3 separate regions of the Mus musculus genome follow, and all the other regions are linked to region 1. The links are chromatin loops, found by intact Hi-C in ENCODE. Cell type or tissue: heart. All regions are shown on one strand.

Region 1 (8,000 bases):
GATTTATGTGGTGCTGGTGATCAAACCCAAGGCTTTGTGCACTCAAGGATTCTACCAACTGAACTATGCCTCCAGCCTACCTTGTTTTTGTTGTTTTGTTTTGTTTTTTGTTTTGTTTTGTTTTGTTTTTCGAGACAGGGTTTCTCTGCATAGCCCTGGCTGTCCTGGAACTCACTTTGTAGACCAGGCTGGCCTTGAACCCAGAAATCCGCCTGCCTCTGCCTCCCGAGTGCTGGGATTAAAGGCATGTGCCACCTCGCCCAGCTAAGCCTACTTTTAATTATTATAAACAGAACATTAAAAACATAAATAAAAATAGGAAGATATAAACATCACATTATCATCATCCACTATTGCATGATTAACACTTTATACACTGCAGATAACTTGCTTCATGTCTGGGGTGGGGGGTACCAGTAGGAGATGAATCATCCCAGTCACTCCCCAACCTTATTTTTGAAGCTAAGGGTCTCTCACTGAATCTGGAGCTCTGGCTGGCTAGCCTGACTAAGCTAAGCTGATCGCCCAGTCCCAGCCTCCCCAGAATGGCATCACAGATGTGTGCCTGCTGAGGACTCAAACTTAGGCTTTATTCTTGCATGGCAAATTCTTTTAGACTGAGCCACCTCCCATCTCTGAACTTGCTTTTTATTTCTTTGCTATTCATTTCTGTTTGTGTGAGTACCTGCATGAGTTTTTATGTACCATATACATCTTAGAGCCTATGGAGGTCAGAAGAGGGCATCAAATCCCCTGGAGCTGCAGTTACAAGCAGTTATAGCCGCCATGTGGATGTTGGGAACCAAGCCCAGGCTGTCTGGAGAGCAGCTTGTGCTTTTAACCTCTGAAGCACACCTCCAGCCTCTAAACTTGCTTTTTTTTTTTTTTTTTTTAAAATGAATGGCATCAGGCCTTCCCGGGGCAATGTGCTCTCTTTGTAGAATCAAAGAATCCATATTCAAGTTTCAGTGGTAACTGCTGCATGGGATGCTCACACCAGGTGTCTCACCTGGTCACACCTCAGTTTGACAAACTTGCTGTCTTTTTAACCTGACCTGTTGGAGGAGTCTCTGTCTCTCTCAGTGTGTGTGTGTGTGTTTCTCGATGTTGGAGCTTGGAGATAGGGGCTGTGAACATAGCTCAGGTAGAATGCTTGTAGCATATGTGAAGACCTGGGTTCAATCCCCAGTAACACACACACACACACACACACACACACACACTTGCCTGGTGAAAATGTTAGAGGTTAGAGAAGATGTAGGATGCCCTCCCCGCATGTTACACAAGGAAGGCATATAACACCGGCAGGCCCGTCATTTGTAATCCACCAGTACAGAGTCTACGTTACAGTGACAGGTATGGTGTTTCTTTGGCACTGTATTCATAAATTGATTAAAACTTGGCAGTTTGCTTACAGACGTGTGTTTTCAAAGCACTTGGAATTGGTGGTGAGAACTGAGAGGGGCGCAGGGGAAGTGGAGCTGCAGCTCTAGCTTGTTATAAAGCTTCGGACATGCCACATGCTTGCCCTGTGCTTGGGTGAACATCCTCATCTGTACACAGAGGGTGATATCATCTCGTCACCTCACAGGGCTCAGTGAAAGAAAGAGCAAGGGACACAGACGGCAGGGAGACAAACTTTCCTTATTGCTCTCCCCTTTCTACCCTGCAGATGTTTCTTACAAGCTGCAATGTCATTGGGACCCTCTCTGCCTTTTATTCTTTCAGATTCTTTAAGGAAACTTCCTCAAAAACCAAAGCTGAAGAAAAAGAGGATTAAGGAAAGACTAGAATCTCCCAAGAGCTGCTCCTAAGAAGACCCACAGGGGTGGAGGGCAGCTCTCTCTGGCTCCCTTGGGCACTTGCATGTATACTCTGGAGGATGAAGGGGTTGAAGAGGGTAAAGAAGGTTTACTTCATCAAAAGGATACTCAATTTCTAAGTATAAATAAATGGGAAATAATAATAAATGGGAAATAATAATTCTTAAGACAGTGGTACTTTACTTGTCTGAACTTCATTCATCTTTCATTTGCTTAAAAACATTTGAAGCCAGACTTGGTGGTCCCTCTTTTAATCTCAGCAGAGGCAGTTGGGTTTCTGTGTGTCTTAAGTCCAGCCTGGTCTACACAAGAAGTTCCAGGCCAGCCAAAGCTATACAATAAGACCCTGTCTCAAAGGAAAAAATGTTTACAGCCACTTCCTAAGTGGCAGGTAGCACATTTTTTTGCAAAGTAAATAGTTGTGGTCACCTGTGTGGAGGATTATCAGAGTCCAATGGGGAAAAGAACGAAGGATTTTATCAATGTTAGCCACAGGAAAGCACAGGATGGGATAACTGATTGAACCGGGTCAGTCAGTGACAAGTCTAGCAGCCTCTGAATCATCTAGACTCCATCTTCTCTGTAGCGTGGGGCAGGCAGTGCCAAGGGAGGAGAGGTACAATGGAATGAACCGATGCTGCTCGGGTATTGGGGAGATTTCCAAATGACCGTGAGAGAGGCTAGAAATAGAATCCCAAAGAAGAAATACCAATAGTCTTAGCAGAATGGTGAGTTGGGTTAGTGATCAAAATTTGGCAGCTACTAATGCATTTAATTACCAACGAGGAGTTCCACTTGCACACATCATTTTAAAAATATTAGTTGCCAATATTATAACTGTCATTTCCCATTAAATGAAAAGTCAGACTTCTAGCCTCTCATACAGCTACCCACTTTTGAATTGCGTCCTATGTGGCAGGTGCTGGAGTGGAGGAGCAGTTGCATCAGCCTTTCTGATATGCTTCCTAGTTTACTATGGCTCCTCCCAACCCTGTGCCTTGAACAATGGACTTCACACATCTACAACTCCTGTGCAACTCTTGGGGCCGTTGTTATTTGATATCCCCAAAGTACACAGAAGCAACACAGGTATGCAACAAGAATGACAAACTTAGGTTCAAAAACACTTGGCTACATTCATTCATTCATTCATTCATTTTTTATTTGTTCATTTATTTATTGTGTGTGCCTTTGTGTCAGTGGATACTGTGAGGATCCACTGTGAGGACATTAGGGAATCAGTTCTTTCCTTCCACCACCAAATGGACCCAAGATGGAACCCAGACCGTCAGGCTGGAAGGCGAGCACCTTTACCCGCTAAGCCCTCTTGTCCTCTTTTGTTATACAGTGCTGGAAATCCAAACTAGGGCCTTGCACATTCCGGACAACATGAATCACACCTTCAGCAGTCAGTTGATGGGTTTGGATGATACCCATGAGAGGCAAGAAAGGAAAAGAGGAAACTAGAGACTTAAAAAAATGCACATTGCTTCCAGCTCCAGAAACCATTTACCTGGAGTCTCCAAGCAAGGAAGTGGGCTCGGTGATTTTCTCTCTAAGTGTGCGTGTGCGCGCGCGTGTGTGTGTGGTGTGGTGTGGTGTGTGTGTGTGTGTGTGTGAATATATGGAGCATGTGGGATTCTCTGGAACTGTAGTTCATAAGTGGTTTTGAGCCAACTGATGTGGGTGCTGGGAATACCCACATCTTCCTCTGGAAAGGCAAGAAGCACAGGCTATCGCTGATAGCCTTCTCTCTCCAGCCTCCAAGGCCCAGCGATTTTGTTTGTTTTATGAGACAGAGTTTATCTATGTATCTCTGGCTGTCCGAACACTCTGTAGACCACTCGAACTCACAGAGAGTTGTCTGCCTTTGCCCCTTCAAGGCATGCACCACTCACTTCAGTTTTCCTTTATATTTTTCCTCTTCCCCCCCCCCCCCCCCCCAACACAAGCGACAAGACATGAGGACCCTGCCCAAGGCAAATGGGAACCAGGTACTTCAGGGCCAGGGTAAATGTGTGTAGCAGGAAGGTCACGTGGTGCGGGAGCAGCTCGCTCTTTCCCTTTAACCCTTGCCTGGCTGGATCACAACAATTTTGACAAAGCAGGAGGACCACGGAGAGAGGGGCGGCCTACCGGAAACTGCGTGATACGGAGGGGCTCCCAGCAAAATAGGGTGCTGGTCATGGTCCGTGGGGCAGCACCGCCACCTACAGGAACTGTGGGGAGTACCGCTGCCTTCCAACCTGGCTCCCGCGCGCAAAACCCCGGGTAGAGGTGCTGGGGAGCTCTCCTTAAGGCAACAGCGGAGGCTGGGTTTGGTGTCCTCTTTCCTCAAACGCAGTACGATCTTAGAATTCTAAAACGGCAGATCACAGGTTTCTCTGCTTAAAACTCCAACGTTCCTCAATTCATCTGAAGTCAGGGTCAGCTCTGCCTTGGTGTGGTGCACACCTCTAATCTCAGCGATGGGGAGGGAAGGCAGGAGGACAGCTTGTGCGACATCATTTAGCCTGTCTCAAAATCAGCTAAACAATACAAAGAACGCCTAAGTTATCTGCTAGGTCCAGTCTGATCCACTCCCACAGCTCCTCCAACCCTTGCTTTCCCCGAGCCCGTCAGGCCTGGCGCCGTTTCAATTTTATATTCCTGTGACAAAACACATGAGAGAATAAGCTTACAAAGAGTTTCCTCTTTTTAAAATTTGTAAATTATATTTTCACATGGCCAGAAGATAACTAACTTGCTTATCGGTATATCCTAAGCAATTATAATAGTGAACAGCCCATATTAGTCATTTAGCATTCTGTTGAATTAACAAAAGAAAGAGCATAGCCAAACAGCACTTTTTTTTTTTTTAAAAGATTTATTTATTTATTGTATGTAAGTACACTGTAGCTGTCTTCAGACACTCCAGAAGAGGGAGTCAGATCTCATTACAGATGGTTGTTAGCCACCATGTGGTTGCTGGGATTTGAACTCCAGACCTTTGGAAGAGCAGTCGGGTGCTCTTACCCACTGAGCCATCTCACCAGCCCCAAACAGCACTTTTTCAACTACTGTCTAGAGGAGAAAAGACAGCCCCAAGAATAAAGGCAATGAATGTCTCCTGTACTGGAAGTCGGTGTAAGGATTCGGGCTGATGACCTACTGGCTGCAAATGACAGTACACAGTGACACTATGACTCCTGATCTTGGCCAGCCTGACATTTTTCATGACATGTAAACAACTGGGAGACTAATGTGTTCTTGATTGATAGGTTGATTGGTTACTTTAAGTAGTTTAGGCCTGATTCCAAGTCCAAGGTGTGTGTACCTTGTGCCTTCCATGACCAGAAGATGGCGCCAAATCCCCTAGAATAAGAACTAACTAGTTAAGGTGTGAGCAGCTATGTAGATAGATGCTGGGAACTGAACCCAGGTCTTAGCTGCCAAGCCACCGCTTCAGCCCTCCAATGCATTATTCCTAAAGTTAGTTGCACGTTCTCAGCTAAGGTGTGTCCAACCCAATGGATGACCTTGGAGTGGTAGTAAGGATGTCAGAGAGTAGCTAGGGAAGCGGTATGGAAGAGGAGTTAGCTGTTGACATAGTATGTTGCTCTATGCTTTTATGATAAAGCTAACCCCAAGGAGAAAACAAAAACAAAAAAGCCTCACCAGTGTCATGGCAGCAGGCCTCAAGAGGAGACCTTCCAGAGAAGAGGTCTTCTCTGAAGGGTTTTTGGGGTGTGTGTGTGGGGGGTGAGACTTGGTTTAATTGTGCAGACCAGCCTTTGACAGCCTAGTTCAGTTGGTCCTCCTCCTGCTTTAGCCTCCCAAGTAGATGGAACTGCAATAGTATGACCTTGAAATCCCGAAGTGGTCAAGATTGAACCTGAACTTCCGATCCTTCTGCCCCTATCTCCCTAGCTCTGGGCTTATAGGCGTCCCATTCATGCCTAGTTTAAGCAGTGCTAGAGATGAGACCCATGGCTTCATGAATGCTAGGTGTGCAGTATCACCAACTCAGCTGAATTTCCAGCTCCTCCCTAAAACAAAGTGGAAAAGGCTCCCAACCAGAACTGTGACGGCTCATTGCCCAGCCCACTCTGACCCCAGCCCGCATGGCTGCTCCAGTCTCTTTCTTGTGTCTACACTTGTAGTTCAGGAGAAGGGGGAGCACTCTGTGTTCTTCATCAGATTTCTGTGTCTCACTCGGAGCCTTAGTGTGTGTGCTTTTCAATTGGTTCAACACTTGTCCACGGGTGTGTCTGTATATGTAGGTGTGTGTACTTATAGACTGTAGCATTTAGGGCAAAGCCATCTTTTCTATGGCCAGTTTTAGACGTAGCTCTTCTATCACATTTCTGGCTTACTTGGGTCTGTTTCCTGAATTTTCTGTCCTATTTTGTGGATTAGTTCTGTATTTTGTGTCGAAATTTAATGAGAAAGAGTGAGCACAAACCCTAACAAATTGGAAGTAACGGATTTGGAAAGAAACTGTGTTTTGTTGTTATAGTTGCTTTACATTTATTTGCATGTGTAGCTCTGGCCTGGTCTGAAACTACGTAGACCAAACTGGCAGAGACAGCCAACCCCACCCCAGCCCTGCTCCTGTTTCTCCAGGACTTAGAGTGCACACCTGTCCCTGGCCCTCACGGCCATTCTTCCAAATGCAGCATCATGGCGGACTTAACTGCCAGGCAAGTGTTAAAAAGAAATGTTTTGTACTTTAGTGGCTGCATGCCCACACTTACAAGGGCATGCTTGTGGAGGTCAGAGGATGCCTTACAGGAGTTGCTTCTCTTTTTATGTGAGAACTGGAGGCTGTAGTCAGCCAGCAGGCTGCATGACAAGGGTCTGTACCCACTGAGCCATCTCTGCCAGCCCTGCCTAGAGAGACTGAAAGCATTAAAAAAACAAACAAAACACCTAAGTGTTAAAAAACAAAGTTCTAAATACACAGAAGATTTACCATACTATCTTCCTGCCTTCAATGTGTTGCATCTTGACCATTTTTACTGCAATTATGTCTCCATTTACTGTGCAGCTAATCTCCATAACTTCTTCATGGTGTAAAATGGAAACCATTAAGCAATCATTTCCCATTTTCCCTTCCCCACTGCTTCTGTGGTGAATGTAACACTAAAATTATATGGTCATTTTATTTGTCTTTGTTGTCATTTTGATTCAGTCTCATGTAGGCTAGACTGGCTTCCAACTTGGTATGCAGCCAAGGATCCTCATGTCTCCTGACTCTCGCTCAGCTGTTTGGCTTCTTAGTATATTGAAGTCCATGCATGTTAAAATAGTCATTATATGTATGTGTGTGTGTGTGTATACATAAAATATATATACATATATATAATGTATATGTATACACACACGTGTGTATGCATATATACATACATACACATATATACATACGTGTATCTATATAGATATATACATAAATCTTTTTAAAAAAAGATTTAATTATGTATATGAGCACACTGTCACTCTCTTCAGACACACCAGAAGAGGTCATCAGATCCTGTTACACCGGGCGGTGATGGCGCACGCCTTTAATCCTGGTCTACAGAGTTCCAGGACAGCCAGAGCTACACAGAGAAACCCTGTCTCGAAAAACCAAACCAAACCAAACCAAACCATTTAAAATATGGCCTCATTTTCTGTAATTCTTTTGATTGGTTGTTTCATGGTATAGTTCTCTTTAAAAGATCTACTTCACATGTGGAAAAGAGGGTTAAAATCCTTACAGTTACGGGGCAGTTGGAACTGAAACCCAGACATGGGGAGACTGGAGAATTCTGTCATCCTTTTAACTGACCTCCACCAAGTCTCTTAACCATCCACAGCTTTTTGTACTAGGAAAGCTACTGAAGAGAGATGGTCACTTTCCTCTAAAGCTGTCATTTCCAAGGGCTGCCGAGGGCAAGGTTAGAGATCTGTCTCCATGAGCCTCTGCAGCACAGCTTCCTTTTCTTTTTTTTTTTTTTTTTTTTTTGATTTATTTATTTATTTATTATATGTAAGTACACTGTAGCTGTCTTCAGACACTCCAGAAGAGGGAGTCAGATCTCGTGATCGGATGGTTGTGAGCCACCATGTGGTTGCTGGGATTTGAACTCCTGACCTTCGGAAGAGCAGTCGGGTGCTCTTACCCACTGAGCCATCTCACCAGCCCCCACAGCTTCC
Region 2 (8,000 bases), 170 kb before region 1:
TCAGTGGCATCCCAAAGAGACTGGGGCGATTCTTCTGAGATGACAGGAAATACAGTTCTGTCCTCATCTATATGTACAAACAAGAGAAGAGAGATGACAAGACAGGCTTCCAGTTAACATTTATACCCATTTTCTTCCCCTTCTACCCCTAAGTCAGGGTTTCTCTCTGTGTAGACCTGGCTGTCCTGGAACTAATTCTGTAAACCAGGCTGGCCTTAAACTCACTGAAATCCATTGCCTCTGCCTCCCAAGTACCAAGATTAAAGGTATAACACCACTACCATTTAAAGTGGAGACCCACAGAAAGGTTTAGGTACTGCTCATTTCAGAGTTAAACTAGGATTTCAGATAAATCTCATGAATCATATGTAAAGACTATACACAGTTGCATAGCTCATTCTTTTAAAATAATTAATACTTAGTCTTTCTCTGGAAAGAATGCCAGGGTGGCAATGACGAAAATAGTCATTAATCATAGGAAAGGAGGATATTGGAGAAAGCAGCTGTGAAAAAAACCAAACAAACAAAAAAACAAACAAAAAACCCCCCCAAACCGCGGGGCCTGGTGGCACACGCCTTCAATCCCAGCACTTGGGAGGCAGAGGCAGGTGGATTTCTGAGTTCGAGGCCAGCCTGGTCTACAATTTGAGTTCCAGGACAGCCAGGGCTACACAGAGAAACCCTGTCTCGAAACACCCCCCCCCCCCACCCTAAACCATCCTGAACTCTCAAGGGTAGTCTTCCATTGATCTAGAGTATCTTGTAGAAGACTTCCTAGTGCACACCCAAGTGTACTTAGCTGTCAATCAATCTTCTTTCTAATTTGTCCTTTGCTATTATATTTCTGTTGACCTATCGATCTGTTATACTACTTATTTAAAATATTTTACGTATGAATATATGTGTGAGTCTGTACACATTTGTGTGTGGGTACACACAGGGAGAGGCATCAGGTGTTCTCTCTTGAACCTGTGCTTTCCTGTATAGCTGGAAGCCAGCAAATCCCAGATCTCCTCCTTCTGCCCCTACTCTCCTCTGTCCCCAGAGTTGGGGTCACAGCTGTATGTCATATGTGAGCTGCGATCCAAACTCTGGTCCTATGATTGTGCAACAAGCACTCCCACCTGTTAACCCATCTTGCCAGCTCTATATATTTCTTGTTGACACAGGGTCTCATGTAGGTCTGGTTGGCTTCTACTTAATATGCAGTCAAAGATAGCCTTGAACTCGGGTCCTCCTGTATCCACCTCTTAAATGAAGGGATTATAGGTGTGCTAATTCTCAAGTGTTTTATTTTGCCACTATTAACTTAAACTTAGTTACAATATTTAATTTTAATTAAGATTTTATTTCAAGCTGGGCATGGTAGTAGCTCATAACTACCTAAGGAGACTGAGGCTTAGAAGAGTTCGATGGGTATGAAAACTGATTCTTTTACATTCTATTGCACTGAATTATCTGTCCCATTTCACTAATATCACTGTCTTACATGCCAGCTTATAAAATAAATTGCAATTTGGTAGCCTCACTTCTTACGTTTTACCCTTTAAGAACATCTTGTTTATTGTTTAAAAATTTATTTTGTTTTATGTATTTGAGTGTCTGTATATATGTGAACCACTTGTATGCCTGGTCCCCAAGAAGGCCAAAAAGAACAGTGGATCCCAGGGAGATAAGAGTTACAGGTAGTTGTGAGTAGCGTAGAAGCTAGGAACTGAACCTAAGGCCTTTGCAAGAGCAGGAAGCGTTCTTCACTGCTGAGCCATCCCTCTAACTCCTCTTGGTGCTTGGTTTATGAACTCATACATACACAAGAATGCATACAAATGAGGGAGCCAACACCCTCTTTGGGCACTGCATCCACATGGAGTGAAGATATACATATAGGCAAGACACCCATACTCATAAACCAAAATGAAAAAAAAGTATAAGAAGAATGCATACACACATTTAACATTTTTACTAGAATTGTTCATCAAGTTTCTGGGTAAGTTTGCAGAGAACTAACATCTTCAAATATTTACATTTAGTGCAAGAACCTGATTTATCATTTTAAATTTAATTAGTATTGTATGTGTGCATGAGTGTGTGTGTGTGTGTGCGCACCATGGTATGTGCAGAGGCTAAAGAACAACTCTATAGAGTTGAATCACTCCTCCTACTTTATTATTTGATTTATTTTGAAGTGTGTGTGCCTGCGTACACATGCATGCATTCGTGCGTGCATTTGTATGTGTGTGAGCACCACATATATGCAGATGCTCACAGAAGCCAGAGGTGTCGGATCCCTGGAGTTGGAGCTACAGGCAGTTGTGCACTGTCTGGCATGGATACAGGGAACTGAACTCATATCCTCCAGAAAAGCAATATACACTCTTAATCAGTAAGCCATCTCTCTAGTTCCCCACTTTTTAAAATGTGTATGTATCTATGTAAGTTTGTGCACATATCAGATTATGTGTCCTTTGAAGTTCAGAAGAGGTCATAGGATACCTTGGTGTTGAAGTTACAGGCTTGTGAGCCATCTGACATGGGTGCTGGGAAATTAACTCAGGTCATTTTGCAGGAGCAATATATACTCTTAATAGCCATGCCACTTCTCCAGTCCTCTCTTTTCACCTCTTTAAAAAAAAAAGATTCATTTATTTATATGAGTACACTGTAGCTGTCTCAGACACACCAGAAGGTCAGATCCCACTACAAATGGCTGTGACCTACCATGTGGTTGCTGGGAGTTGAACTCAGAACCTTCGGAAGAATAGTGAGTGCTCTTAACTGCTGAGCCATCTCTCCAGCCCCTCTCTTTTCACTTTTATGTGATCTTGAGGTGGAACTTAGGTCACCTGGCAAACACCTTTACTCACTGAACCATTTCTCTGACATTATCACTTTAAGTTGCTTAACATTCACTTACCTACCTATCTATTTATCTATCTATTTATTTATATGTGCATTTTTTCTGCATATATGTATGTAGACCACAAGAGGGCCTAGGCCTAGTGCCTGTGGAGGCCAGACAAGGGCATCAGATATCTTGGGATTGTAGTTGCAGACAGTTGTGGACCACTATGTGTATGACATGAGTCAAACTCAGGCCTTCTGTAAGAGTAGACAACCACTCCTGACTGCTCCTGATTCCATTCCTCCAGCCCCTTTGTTTTTAAAAAGTTAAAAATACTGTGTTATGGGTGTTTTGCCTGCATGTATGTCTGGGCATGTTTGTGGCTGGTACCCAAAGAGGCCAGAAGATGGGGCCAAAGATCCTAGAGATCCAGAAGGTTGTGAATAGTGACATGGTGCTGCAAATTAAACCTGAGTCTTCCTGAAGAATAGCAAGTGGATTTTAACTAATGAGCAATTTCTCCAGCACCAATATTTTAGATTTCTATTATTCTATTTCATTTTTCTTTTTTATAAAAATGCTTTTTTAAAACTACTGTTGTTCTTAAAGATTTATTCCTTTTTATTTATATGCGTACACTGTAGCTGTCTTCAGGCATACTCCAAAAGAGTTCATTGGATCCCATTACAGATGATTGTGAGCCACCATGTGGTTGCTGGGAATTGAACTCAGGACCTCTGGAAGAGTGGTCAGTGCTTTTAACTGCTGAGCCATCTCTCCAGCCCCTATTATTCTATTTCCACTATTGTTTTCTATATAGATGCTTCCTGTGTGATTTGTGAAGTTTATTTGTACTGAAATGGGGTTTTAGATACACAATTTAAAAAATATGGTTAAAGTATTTATAGAGATAAATGGTGTGTATTTGTCTAAATTCTGTAATTGGTAAATTCAATCTTAATGGCAAAGAGTTTTTACATATATAATTATGAGTCCTTCACATACACCCTGCCAAATTTTTTCACCCCCCCCCCCCCACCAACCCCCGCTCAACACGGTTTCTCTGTGTAACCTTGGCTGTCCTGAAACTCACTCTGTAGACCGGGCTAGCTTCAAACTCTTAGAGATCTGCCTGCCTTTGCCTCCCAAGTGCTGGGATTAAAGGCATGCACCACCACTGCCTACCTCATTTATTTTTTGAAAAAGAGAGTCAGTTTATATTATTTTTATTTGTGTATATCTGTGTGTGTATCTGTGAATATGCCACATATGTTCAGGTACCAGTAGACGACAGAAGAGGACACTAGATACCCTGCAGCTGGATTTACAGGAGGTTGTGAGCCACTGACCTGAGTGTTAGGTAACAAACACTTTTGACTGCTGAGCCATCTCTCCAGCCCCAAGTTGATAGTCTTAAAATAAGATCAAATAATATAAGAAAATCAAATGGCACATATCTTTGTTAGAGAAAGGCAGAGGCAGAAGGAAAAGTTCAGATGAACAGGTAGGAAATGCGCAGTTACATAGCCACAAGCTAAGGGATGCTCAGAAACAGAAGGTAGAGGAGCCAAGGAAAAGTCTGCTAGAGTCTTTTGGAGGGAGTCATCTCTTGGCACCTTGATTTCAGACTTTTAGTTTCTAGACTGTAAAGGAATTTTTGTTAAATCATACCTTGTTTTTAAGTTGTTATAAAAGTCCTTGGAAAATAAAACATTAACTCATTTATTGTCATTTACATAATTGAAGAATTAATATGCTTGTTTTTTTAAACACACTAATATTGTCTCTCCACAAAGCTCATTTCCCTTTCCTTTCTCCTCCTTCCTAATTTCCCTTTAAACATTTAAAATATATGTAATTTATTTTTATTTTATGTTCATTGGTTTTCTGCCTGCATGTGCGAGGGTGTTTGCCAGAAGCCCACTGCTGTTACAGGCAGGTGTGAGCTGCTATGTAGATGCTGGGAATTGAACAATGGTCTGGAAGAGCAGCCAATGCTCTTAAGTGCTGAGCCATCTCTCTAGTCCCAACAATTTTTGCTTTTTGTTTTTTTAAAAACAGAGTCTTGTGGCTGGAGAGATGGCTCAGCAGTTAAGAGCACTGACTGCTCTTCCGAAGGTCCTGAGTTCAATTCCCAGCAACCACATGGTGGCTCACAACTATCTGTAATGAGATCTGGTGCCCTCTTCTGGAGTGTCTGAAGACAGCCACAGTGTACTTGCATATAATAAATAAATAAATCTTTAAAACAAAAACAAACAAACAAACAAAAAAAGAGTCTTACTATGTATGCCAAGACTGGCCAGAACTCAAGGTCATCCTGTTTCAGCAGCTTAAGGGCTGAGTTTACAGGTATGCAATGACTTTTATTCTCTTCTTATGATCAGGGTAGTATATTTTAGCCAATAAATATAATAAATGAGGATACAATTTGTTCTCTTTTTCTTTTCTCTCCCCACTTTTGGTGCGAAGTAAATACTCTATTACTAAACAATACCCCCTAGCCAAAGAGTGAGTTATAAACAGTGGCAGAGGTAACTAATAGCTCTTAGAAGTTACCTAACAAACTGACTCTCTTATTAATTTAAAATTTTTGAAACAGGGTCTCACTGTGTAGTCACAGCTGTCCTGAAATTTGTTGTGTCGACCAGGCTGGCCTCAAACTCTGAGAGATTCACCTGTCTCTGCCTCTAAAGCGCTGGATTAAATGTGTACATAACTCCAACTCTTTTGTTTTACAAGATGCTGATATCAAAGCCTAAAGGGTTCAACTGATTGTCCAGTAGCAGAATTAGAGCTATAGTACAGTTTGTGCAATTACTGGTATAGTTCTCTTTTTCTTTTTCTAAGTTGCCACTATGACCCGATCACTTACTAACCAGTTTTCAAGTCTTTTTTTCGTTTTCATATGTGTTCACACACCCATTAAGGCCCAAGGTTGATGGTGGAAACAATCTTTGATCACTCTTACAGTTAGTTCATGGAAGCAGGTTCTTATTTTGCTTTGTTTGTTTTTGTTTTGGTTTTTTCCAGACAGGATTTCTCTGTGTATCCCTGGCTGTCCTAGAACTTCCTCTGTAGACCAGGTTGGCCTCACACTCAAAGATCTGCCTGCCTCTGCTCTCCAAGTGCTGGGATGAGGCAGGTTGTCTTAATTAAACCCGAAGTTTGCTGACACAGCCAGTCTTGCTAGCCAGTTTGCTCTGGGAATTTCCTGTGTCTGTCTTCTGAGCTGCAATGACAAGTTGGCTAGCTAAGACCCCCAGCTGGCATTACACAGGTTCTGGGAATCCAAACTCTTAACTTATCCTCATGGTTGTCTGGCAAGTGCTATAACTACTAAGACATCTTACCAACCTCACCTTCCCACACATTAAAAAAAATATTTATTTTTGTTTTATGTGTATGGGTGTTTTTCTCGCATGTTACGTTTGTATAGCACATGCATGCAGTGCCCATGGACGTCCAGAAGACAGCACTGGATCCCCTGAAACTAGAGTAACAGTAGGTCATGAGCTGCAATGTAGATACAAGAATCCAAACTTGGGTCTTCTAGAAGAGCAGTCAGTGCTCTTCACTAAAAAACAATCTCTTCAGTCCCACCCTCAAGTATTTTAATTTAAAAAATTTGAAAATTAGCCTTCAATGGAAGGAGTTGATTTAGCAAGGAAGAATTACCAAAAACTTGTCAAAGAACATTCTTGTGGGGCTGGAGAGATGGCTTGGCTGTTAAGAGCACTGCTGCTCTTCTGAAGGTCCTGAGTTCAAATCCCAGCAACCACATGGTGGCTCACAACCATCTATAATGGGATCTGAAGCCCTCTTCTGATGCAAGACAGCTACAGTGTATTCATATAAATAAAATAAATAATTAAAAAAAAAAGATGATTCTTATGTCCTCCAAAAACCACACAATGGTAATAATAAAATATTTTCCAAAGAAACCCACATTTACATGACAGAGATGTATAAGCCTAAACATGTGCAACACACATTTTAGGAAAAGCATTACTCCCCCTTTCCCTTCTCCCTCTTGCTTGCTCCGGCCCATAGATGTTTTATTTGTTTCTCATTACGGATGGTTGTGAGCCACCATGTGGTTGCTGGGATTTGAACTCATGACCTCCAGAAGAACAGTCAGTGCTCTTAACCACTGAGCCATCTCATCAACCCAAAAGGAAAGCATTACTTGTGTGTACTGGCTACCTTGCACTCTTAGTTTTGGTATGTTTGAAGCATAGTCTTAATCATGAGTTGGAGGCCTATGGCCTCCAACTCATGATTCTCTCATCTCAGTCTTTCCAGTGTTCGGATTGGAGGTGGGCATCACCTCTCACCCAGCATTCTGCTGCCTCTTAAAATATAGTAAGGAGCTGGGCATGGTGGCGCACGCCTTTAATCCCAGCACTTGGGAGGCAGAGGCAGGCAGATTTCTGAGTTCAAGGCCAGCCTGGTCTACAAAGTGAGTTCTAGGACAGTCAGGGCTATACAGAGAAACCCTGTCTCAAAAAAAAAAAAAATATATATATATATATATATATATATATAGTAAGGAACATTATTTCCTATAACAGCAATCACATATGACATGGATAAGCATATATGATATAATGAGAGTATGTTCAAGAAACACTTGAAAGCAACAAAATAACTGCATTTCACCAATGAGGGCTGACATGACCAACAGTAAGTTGCATTATATTTAACTAACCATTTTTCGGTGGACTGCAATGATGTAGCCTGTAAAGGGGTCATCAGGAAGAGGCGGCATATGACCATTCACTATTCCATTTGTGACATTCTTCTCAGTTCCACATGGTACAACTGTATTTGGCATTCCATTGGGGATGAATATAGGTCGAGGCAGATCCCCATTGGTAGTCAAGGTAAACAGTCCATTTGTAGATGGAGAAGAAGAGCAATCTATAAATGCAGAGATGTGCACAATATCACAACCTTGTATCATTATGTTTGCTCTTTTCTCAAGTATTGTGAGTCTTGAACATTGACAGGGTTGACTTTCAGGACAGAGAGAAGGCATAGACCAAGTAATTCTAAATTTATTGACAATTTTAAAGTTTAGAATTTATTTTTATAACTCATGCTTATGACTAAAGGGCAAAGAAAGAACTGTGGTAACTGTCCAGTAGAGCTTCTG
Region 3 (8,000 bases), 78 kb after region 1:
AAACCAGAGATGGAGCCGGGCATGATGAGCCACACCTTTAATCCCAGCACCTGGAAAACAAGGCAGATGGACCCCTGAGTTCAAAGCCAGCCTGGTCTACAGAGTGAGTTCCAGGACAGCCAGGGCTACACAGAGAAACTCTGTCTCAAAAAATAAAAAACAAACAAACAAACAAAAAACCACCATGTGCTTTAACAGCCATTTCTTCACCCTGTAATCTGTATTTTAAAATTTTTTAAAGCTTTATTTATTATTATATGGCAGACATCTCATTATGGATGGTTGTGAGTCACCATGTGTTTGCTGGGATTTGAACTCAGGGCCTTCGAAAGAGCAGTCACTGCTCTTAACCACTGAGCCATCTCTCCAGCCCCCTTAAATTTTTATTTACATTATACTCTGCTTCCAGGTATGTCTGTGTGAGGGTTGGATGCCCTGGAACTGGAATTACAGACAGTTGTGAACTGCCATGTGAGTGCTGGGATTTGAACCTTGGTCCTTCGGAAGAGCTGCCAATATTCTTAACTGCTGAGCCACCTCTCCAACCCCATGTAGTTTGTATTTTTGCGACATCTTATAATCTCACCTTCTAATTTCAAGGTGGCCTGGAACTTATTGCATAGCCTAGATTAGCCTGAAAATCATGGCAATTCTTTTGCCTCAAACTCCCAAAGTACTAGGAGTAGAAATGTAAACCACCATAGCTCATTGCAAGTTCTTATCTTACAAAGTTCTAAATGTATGATGCCCAGAAGAAAACCAAAATTCAAGACAACGTATATGTTTGTGTCTGACCTTTCTTGTCCTTATCAGAAATCTGGAAGGTTGTGAGGTAGCTCTGAGAGTTAGAGCTTGCCCAGTGCCTTCCTTAGTGTTCCTTGGGAACCAAAGGGTTTATTTCAGTTTACAACTCTGGTCACACTCCATCACTGAGAGAAGCCAGGGCAGGAGCTCCAGGCAGAAACCTGGAGGCAAGATAGAGAGCCATAGAAGAGAGCTGCTTATTGTCTTGTTCCTCACCACTTCCTCAGCCTGCTTTCTTGTGCTCCTCAGGACCACCTGCCTGGAGTTTGCATGACTCACAGTGTGCTGGGCCCTCCTGCATCAAATATTAATCAAGAAAAAATGCCCCTCAGGCTAGACTGAGGAGCACATTTTCTCAGTTGAGGCTCCCTTTTATCAAATGTCCTTTTCTTTCATCAAGCTGAGAAAACAAAACCAAAAAACCCCCAAAACTAGTCAACATAGCCAGCAAGTCTGACCACCTGAGGATCCCTGTCAACTGATGATAGAGACAGAACCAACTCTGACGTCCACCTGTGGGCTGGGGCATGTTTATGTCCTGTCTCCTGTAATAAATAACACTTAGAAATCAGAAGGTTTGAAGGTCTTGGAAGTCACGATGAGACCGTTGCAAAGGACGGCTCTACGTTGCTGAACTACCGAGCTCAGCGCACAGACCTATGAAAGGGCAGCCTGCAGCAACGCCGTGGATCTTTGGCTGGAAGTCCAAGGACTATTCTCTCTGCAGTCCTCGCGTATGTTGCAATTCTTTCCACCAGTATTTCAGAATGTGATCTAACTTAGGAACAGAAGCAATCAAGCCAAGACAAGGTCACAATGGCTTAGTGGAGGCCCTCCTCTAGAGACAAGTCATTTGTGCCTGGAAATTAGGCAGAGAGACAAGCCAACAAGAACACCATGTGCTGACAAAGACCGATACTGGAGTTTTCCATCTAAAACAAAGCAAGCCAAGGACTTCAGCAAACACTAGGAACTGGAGCTAAGGAAGAGCTTGCTTTTCAGCTCCAGCCAAGGAAGACTGCACACAGAGAAGAGCTGACCTTTGTGTGTGGAGGGAGGGGCCATACTCAATTTTCAACATGAATGCGTAGTTCCTTTCCTTCTCTATAAGCATTTGTTTGTCTCTTTGCAGAACTCTCCCAAAACTCAGAATTCTGAATTTCCCATTGTTTTGAGAATGTCTGGAATGAAAGAGAACAAATTTTGGTTCTTATCTTCAGAAAAGGAGATTAATAATTTGATCTCTTCCCCCCACCTTCTCCAACCCAAGTGAAAAGGCACCAAACCCAAACACAATGCCCTGTCTTTCTGTCTGTCTGTCTGGCTTTGTTTTGTTTTATTTGGTTGGTTGGTTGGTTGGTTGGTTTTTCAAGGCAGAGTTTCTCTGTGTGGCCTTGATTGTCCTAGAACTCACTTTGCAGACCAGGCCGGCCTCAAACTCCTGCTTTGCCTACCTCTGCCTCCTGGAAGCGCTGAGATTAAAGTCATATGCCACTACTGCTGGGCTTCACAAAGCATTTTCAGCCTGGTTTGGGATGGAGTTGAACTTGTAATAAATCAGTGAGGTTGTTTTCTGTATCAACATGGGACTCAAGAACAAAAATGTAAGATTAAATTGTTAGAAAAGTTACATTGTGTAGATACTGGCACTTGCAGGCCCTTGAATGGGGCCTTTAAAAAAATACATTAAACTTCAATTAGTTAGCTTGTGTGTGTGTGTGTGTGTTTTCTCCTTCCACCATGTGAGGAATCCTGGGGATTGAACTCAGGTCTTCAGGCTTGGCAGCAGTGCTTTTACCTCTTGTGCTTTCTTGCCCTCTCCCCTTTAAAACACTTTCTATTACATTGTATCTGCTTTTTTATTGTGTGTGGGTCACTATGCACATGTCAAGGTGAGAGGAGACTGTTCAGGAAACATGTTTTCTTTAGACCTCCCATGTGGGGCCTGGGGATTGAACCCACCTCACTTAGAGGCAAGTGCCCTCGACACTGAGCCATCCTGCTGGCCTCTAGCTCCGTAACACTGCTCTTCCTAGGTCTCCCTCATCTCCATCTTTATTTGCTGTTTACACAGGGAACCTTTCAACATTCCCTTTGGCTTTTCCTCAGGGACATCCAGCTACATCACAAACGACTTGACCTACTCTGTGAGTTCCTGTCTAGGTCCCAGGAAGCCTCTCTGTTGGCTATTTTCATGGCTGTTAGATCCAAGTGGACATTTCTTCTTACATCCCTTTTTCTTTGAGGGCTGGTAACAAAACCCCCTTTCATTCAAACAACGTGTGCATGTGTGTATACATGCAAGTAGTGTGTGTGTGTGTGTGTGTGTGTGTGTGTACAGCCTTGGGTGTGGTCTTCAGAAACACCATCTACTTCCTTTGAGACAAGGTCTCTCACTGGCCTAGAGTTCATTAACCAGATAAGTACTGCCTGGCCAGAAAGTCCCCGTTACCATTAATATCACCATGGTGTATTAGTTATTATTAACATCACGATGGTGTGCTAGTTACTTGTCTCGTTACTGTAACAAAATACCCAGCAGAAGCAGCTTAAGGAAGGTCATTTTGGCTCACAGTTTCAGGGAAGCCAGTCTACCATGGGAGGGAAAGGTTTGGCAGCAGAAGTGTGAGCTGGCGGCTCACATTGTGTCCTCTACCAGGTAGAGACCTTCATCTTGTATGTACTCCAGGCCCCTATCCCATGGAGTAGTGCTACCCACATTTAGGATGGGTCTTCCCACCTCACTTAACCTACTCTTGAAATCCCCTCCCTGTAGCTTCCTTCATGGACCTGTCTCCATAGTGACTCTAAATCCCATCTACTTCACAGTCAAGTTTAACTACCACACCCAGGATTAGGAAACCGAAGTAAGCACTTTACTGACACTCTATAACAAGTCTTAAAAAGATGGGTTTCTTCATGAAGGTTTCTAAAACGAGCACTCAACCTTTGGCTCATTTTCCAAAGAATACATCTAGCTGCATAACTTTATGTATCGTACTCTGGAAGCGCCCCCTGGTGGACACATTCAGTGTTGCTTCTAATGTTAACCAAGGAAGTCACAAGGGAGCTCAGGGGTTAGCAGACCCTCCAGCGAGGTCCACTTTGTTAAGCAAACCAGCCGTAATCATCTGTCTTAATGCCACCATGTCTTTTCTTGCTTCCTTACCTACAAATTTTAATCACGATACAGTCATTAACTTAAAAAAAAGTGTTCATTCCTCCAATTCTTCTTATTTTGCTACCCATGTTGTTTGCTGCTTTCCTGGCGTGATGATATTCCAGGGATCATTGGTCGTGGTGGCAAATGCCTGTAATCCCAACACTTGCAGGTGGGAGCAGGAGAATCAGGAAGTCAAGGCTATCCTAAGCTACGTAGTAAGCTACATATAGGTGCTTTTCCTAATCGTGGCTCCATTCAGGAATGCAGGGTGCCTTTGGGAAAGCCCAGGGCATGGTGACTATGGTTCACATCTCATATGGCCATGTCATCTGAGACATCTGAACTAAGCTATAGGACAAAGAGCATGTGACAGGCCCTACCCAGGGCCAACGTCAGGCTCCCTGACTGTATGTATGTCTCAAAGAAGCGAGACTTCACAAATGTTAATGCAGGTAAGCCAGGTAATGGCTGATTGGTTGTTTCTTTTTTTGGTGACTGTGGGGTTACTTTTGAAGTCATGGTCCTCTAATTAAGTGGTAGCCCCACACTGCAGAAGGATTCTTTTTTGTTTGTTTGTTTGTTTGTTTCCGAGACAGGGTTTCTCTGTGTAGCCCTGGCTGTCCTGGAACTCACTCTGTAGATGAGGCTGGCCTCGAACTCAGAAATCCGCCTGCCTCTACCTCTCGAGTGCTGGGATTAAAGGCGTGCGCCACCACACCTGGCTTTGGCTTATACTTTTTAAAAAAATATTTATTTATTTATTTATTTATTTATTTATTACACTGTAGCTGTCTTCAGACACTCCAGAAGAGGGAGTCAGATCTCATTACAGATGGTTGTGAGCCACCATGTGGTTGCTGGGATTTGAATTCAGGACCTTAGAAAGAGCAGTTGGTGCTCTTAACCGCTGAGCCATCTCACCAGCGCTGGCTTATACTTTGACACTATAGTCCATCATTGAAGGAAGTCAGGACTGGAACCCAAGCAGGGCAGGAACCTGGGGATAGGAGCTGATGCAAGTATCATGGTGGTGGTGGGGTGCTTACTGGCTTGTGTCTCATGGCATGCTCAGCCTGCTTTCTTATAGAATCCAGGATCACCAGCAGCCGAAGGATGGCACCATTCATCAATGAGCTGGCTCTCCTCCATCAGTCAGTAGTTAGGAAAATGCTCTACAGGCTTACCCGAAGGAAGCCTGATTTATACAAGCATTTTCTCTACTGAGGTTTCCTCCTTTCAGAGTTTTTTAGCTTGTGTCAAGTTGATATAAAACTAGCTAGTACAGCGGGGAAGGGGATTGTCATATTGGAGATTAAATACAGGGTCGGAAACATGCTAGGCCAATACCCCAACCAATCAGCCCTGTCTATATTTTGTAATCCTATCTATCTATCTATCTATCTATCTATCTATCTATCTATCTATGTAAAATTTTTTTCTTTCTTTTTCTTTCTTTCTTTCTTTTTTTTTTTTTTTTTTTTTTTGAGACAGGGTTTCTCTGTATAGCCCTGGCTATCCTGGAACTCACTCTGTAGACCAGGCTGGCCTCAAACTCAGAAATTTGCCTGCCTCTGTCTTCCAAGTGCTGGGATTAAAGGCGTGCGCCACCACTACCCAGCTCCTAGAATTAATTTGTTATGTGGGGTGTGGGATGTGAAGGTGAAGGTCAGAGAACAACTTTTTTTTTTTCGATTCTATGAATGCAAGCTTTATTATTAATGTACCTTCTCCCATAGACAGACGCCTGCCCCAACAAAGAAGTTGAAAAGTCAGAAATCCTATGACATGCCATCTCTGCTTTGGTACCCAGAAGAGAGCTTGAGCCTCTCCATGGCTTCCAACGCTTCGGAGAGTCCAGGGTCATTCTGAGAGCACTCCTTGGAGTTCTTCTGCCTGGCGATCCTTCTTGTAGAGTACTCACAGCACGTTATCCAATCCCTGTAGCCCATCAAAAACCGTCTGTGCCTCATCTCTCTTTGACGCTGAGTGAAGAACCAGGATCTGATGACTTCTTTCCGTAGTTTGAAGAGAACAACTTTTGAGAGTTGGTTCTCTCCTATTCTGTGTGACCCAGGGATGACACTCCAGCCATCAGGCTTGATAGCGGGCACCAGGTACCTTATGAGCCACCCTGCTGGGGCCTTGGTTTTGTTTTTTTCCTTGTTGTTGTTTTGTTTTTGTGTGTCTGTTTTGTTTTTACTTGTAGCAGGGTCTTTTGTAGCCCAGGCTGGCCTGTAACTTACTATGTCATCAACACCTGCTCCCACACCTGAGGGCGGCATCTGAACGAAGGTCCTCTGGAAAAGCAGCCTGCACTCTTGTCCGTGTCTCCAGCTCGGGATAACGTTATCTATTCCAGTCTGCTCCTGTAAATGAAATGGAAACTGTCCAAATACGAATCTTGCTTTGTTGTGGGGTTGAATGACCAGTGATGTTGATGGAGGAAGGGTTACATTTTGGAGTGCTGGTTTACTTAAGTTATTTTATCGCTTCTGACCCTGTGGCGTATCCTGGAACAATTAAAGAACTTTTTAAAAACCAATAACTTGGCCTAGGCATGATGGTGCACAACTTTTATAATATACTTGAAAGGTAGAGTCAGGATGATCTTTAAGAGTTTAGGGCTGGAGAGATGGCTCAGCAGTTAAGGGCACTGACTGCTTTTCCAAAGGTCCTGAGTTCAAATCCCAGCAACCAAGTGGTGGCTCAAAACCATCTGTAATGGGATCTGACACCCTCTTCTGGATGACAGCTACAGTGTACTTATATATAATTAATTAATTAATTTTTAAAAGGTCAGATTAGTTTACATAAGTAGTTCCAGGCCAAAGAGGAAAAAAACTGAAAACAAACAAACAAACAAAGAAAACACCCACCCCCAAATATTTGGGGCAGAAAAAAACAGCCCAGTTGTTAAGAGCACTTACTTCCATAGGGGTCCAACGCCCTCTTCTGGCCTCCACTGGTGCCCCTCCAACTCTTTTGCACACAACTTAAAAAATTATTTTTAAATAACATAATCTTGATATGTGGGAAAAGTTTGTCTGTCCAACCAAGACTCATTTTGAATATTGACTAAAGACAGCCATTCCTCAGCATGCATGAATGCCTGGGTAGTTCTGTGGACTTTCAGGCTGCTGACAGGCAGGGTGGGAGGGTTACTGAGAGAGAGTGCTGTTCCTGGGTTACACACAAGGAAGAAGGAGGGGAAGGAAGGGGGAGGGGTGCCCCCCCCCACAAGCTGCCTGGTCTGTCATCTCGGTCTGTCTGTGGCTAAGGCTGTGGAGGCCTGGTCCTGGCAGTTGAGAACTCAGCTCGACCTCTGACACCCGTGGTTCCAGCCTATGTAGGAATTTCTTTCCTCTTGCCAGAATCCATTCTCTCACCAGTTCAGTGGTCACGGTTGTGCGGGCCAGTGGCCTCTCATTCTTGGATTCCCCTCCACTAGAAATGGTCCATCTCTGGCTGCTCTGATGAGTGAATCAGGACTGTGTTCCATAGCTCTTCAGTTGGGTTGCTTGTGTGTGTGTGTGGGGGGGGTTATTTGTTTGTTTGGCTTTGCTTTTTTGTATTTTTGAGACAGGTTTTCTCTGTGTAGCCCTGCCTGTCCTGGAACTCTGTAGTCCAGGCTGGTCTCGAACTCAGAGATCTGCCTGCCTCTGCTTCTCAGTGCTAAGATTTTTTTTTTTTTTCGAGACAGGCTTTCTCTGTGTAGACCTGGCTGTCCTGGAATTCACTGTAGACCAGGCTGGCCTCGAACTCAGAGATCTGCCTGCCTCTGCCTCCCAAGTGCTGGGACTACAGGCATGTGCCACCACTGTCCAGCCTCAGTGCCAAGATTTTAAAGGTGTGAGCCACCTTCTGTCTGAGGAACTAGTACCTCAAAGACAAATATCATAACTATCCAGTGTATAGGGCGTTCCAGGTTACAGGATGGCAACCTGTAATTTATGGCTGAGGTGAGATACATTCTACAAATGTGCCTGTTTTTCAGATGAGGAGCTAGAAAGATGTCTGGTTCAGGGGTGGGGCA

The links. Peaks named below come from ENCODE experiments on the same cell type or tissue, not always from the same donor. Only the 100,000 strongest peaks of a DNase experiment are listed, where the experiment ranks them.
Region 2: it touches region 1 in a loop (2.5-fold over the local background); 2 of 42 quality-filtered maps call a loop at or near these places.
Region 3: a loop joins it to region 1, with 5 times the contacts of the local background. A loop is called at or near these places in 26 of 42 quality-filtered maps.

The regions. Positions count from the first base shown.
Region 1 is chr11:85,179,158-85,187,157 of GRCm38, forward strand. It overlaps 1700125H20Rik (RIKEN cDNA 1700125H20 gene), which reads left to right. Exons shown (of 6, transcript NM_028589.1): 6 at 1,729-1,997. The coding sequence ends at 1,814. Among named protein-coding and RNA genes, the nearest start is that of 1700125H20Rik, 12 kb to the left of the region's middle. In heart, CTCF peaks have their summits at 4,038 (motif pointing left) and 5,161 (motif pointing right); a DNase peak (open chromatin) is centred at 3,904; H3K4me3 peaks cover 1,074 bases; H3K27ac peaks cover 1,122 bases.
Region 2 is chr11:85,010,077-85,018,076 of GRCm38, forward strand. It overlaps Usp32 (ubiquitin specific peptidase 32), which reads right to left. Exons shown (of 34, transcript NM_001029934.1): 26 at 7,554-7,765; 27 at 1-67. Among named protein-coding and RNA genes, the nearest start is that of Car4, 56 kb to the left of the region's middle. In heart, no CTCF peak of the experiment used is centred here; no DNase peak of the experiment used is centred here.
Region 3 is chr11:85,257,566-85,265,565 of GRCm38, forward strand. No RefSeq gene overlaps it. Among named protein-coding and RNA genes, the nearest start is that of Appbp2os, 26 kb to the left of the region's middle. In heart, no CTCF peak of the experiment used is centred here; a DNase peak (open chromatin) is centred at 1,626; H3K27ac peaks cover 383 bases.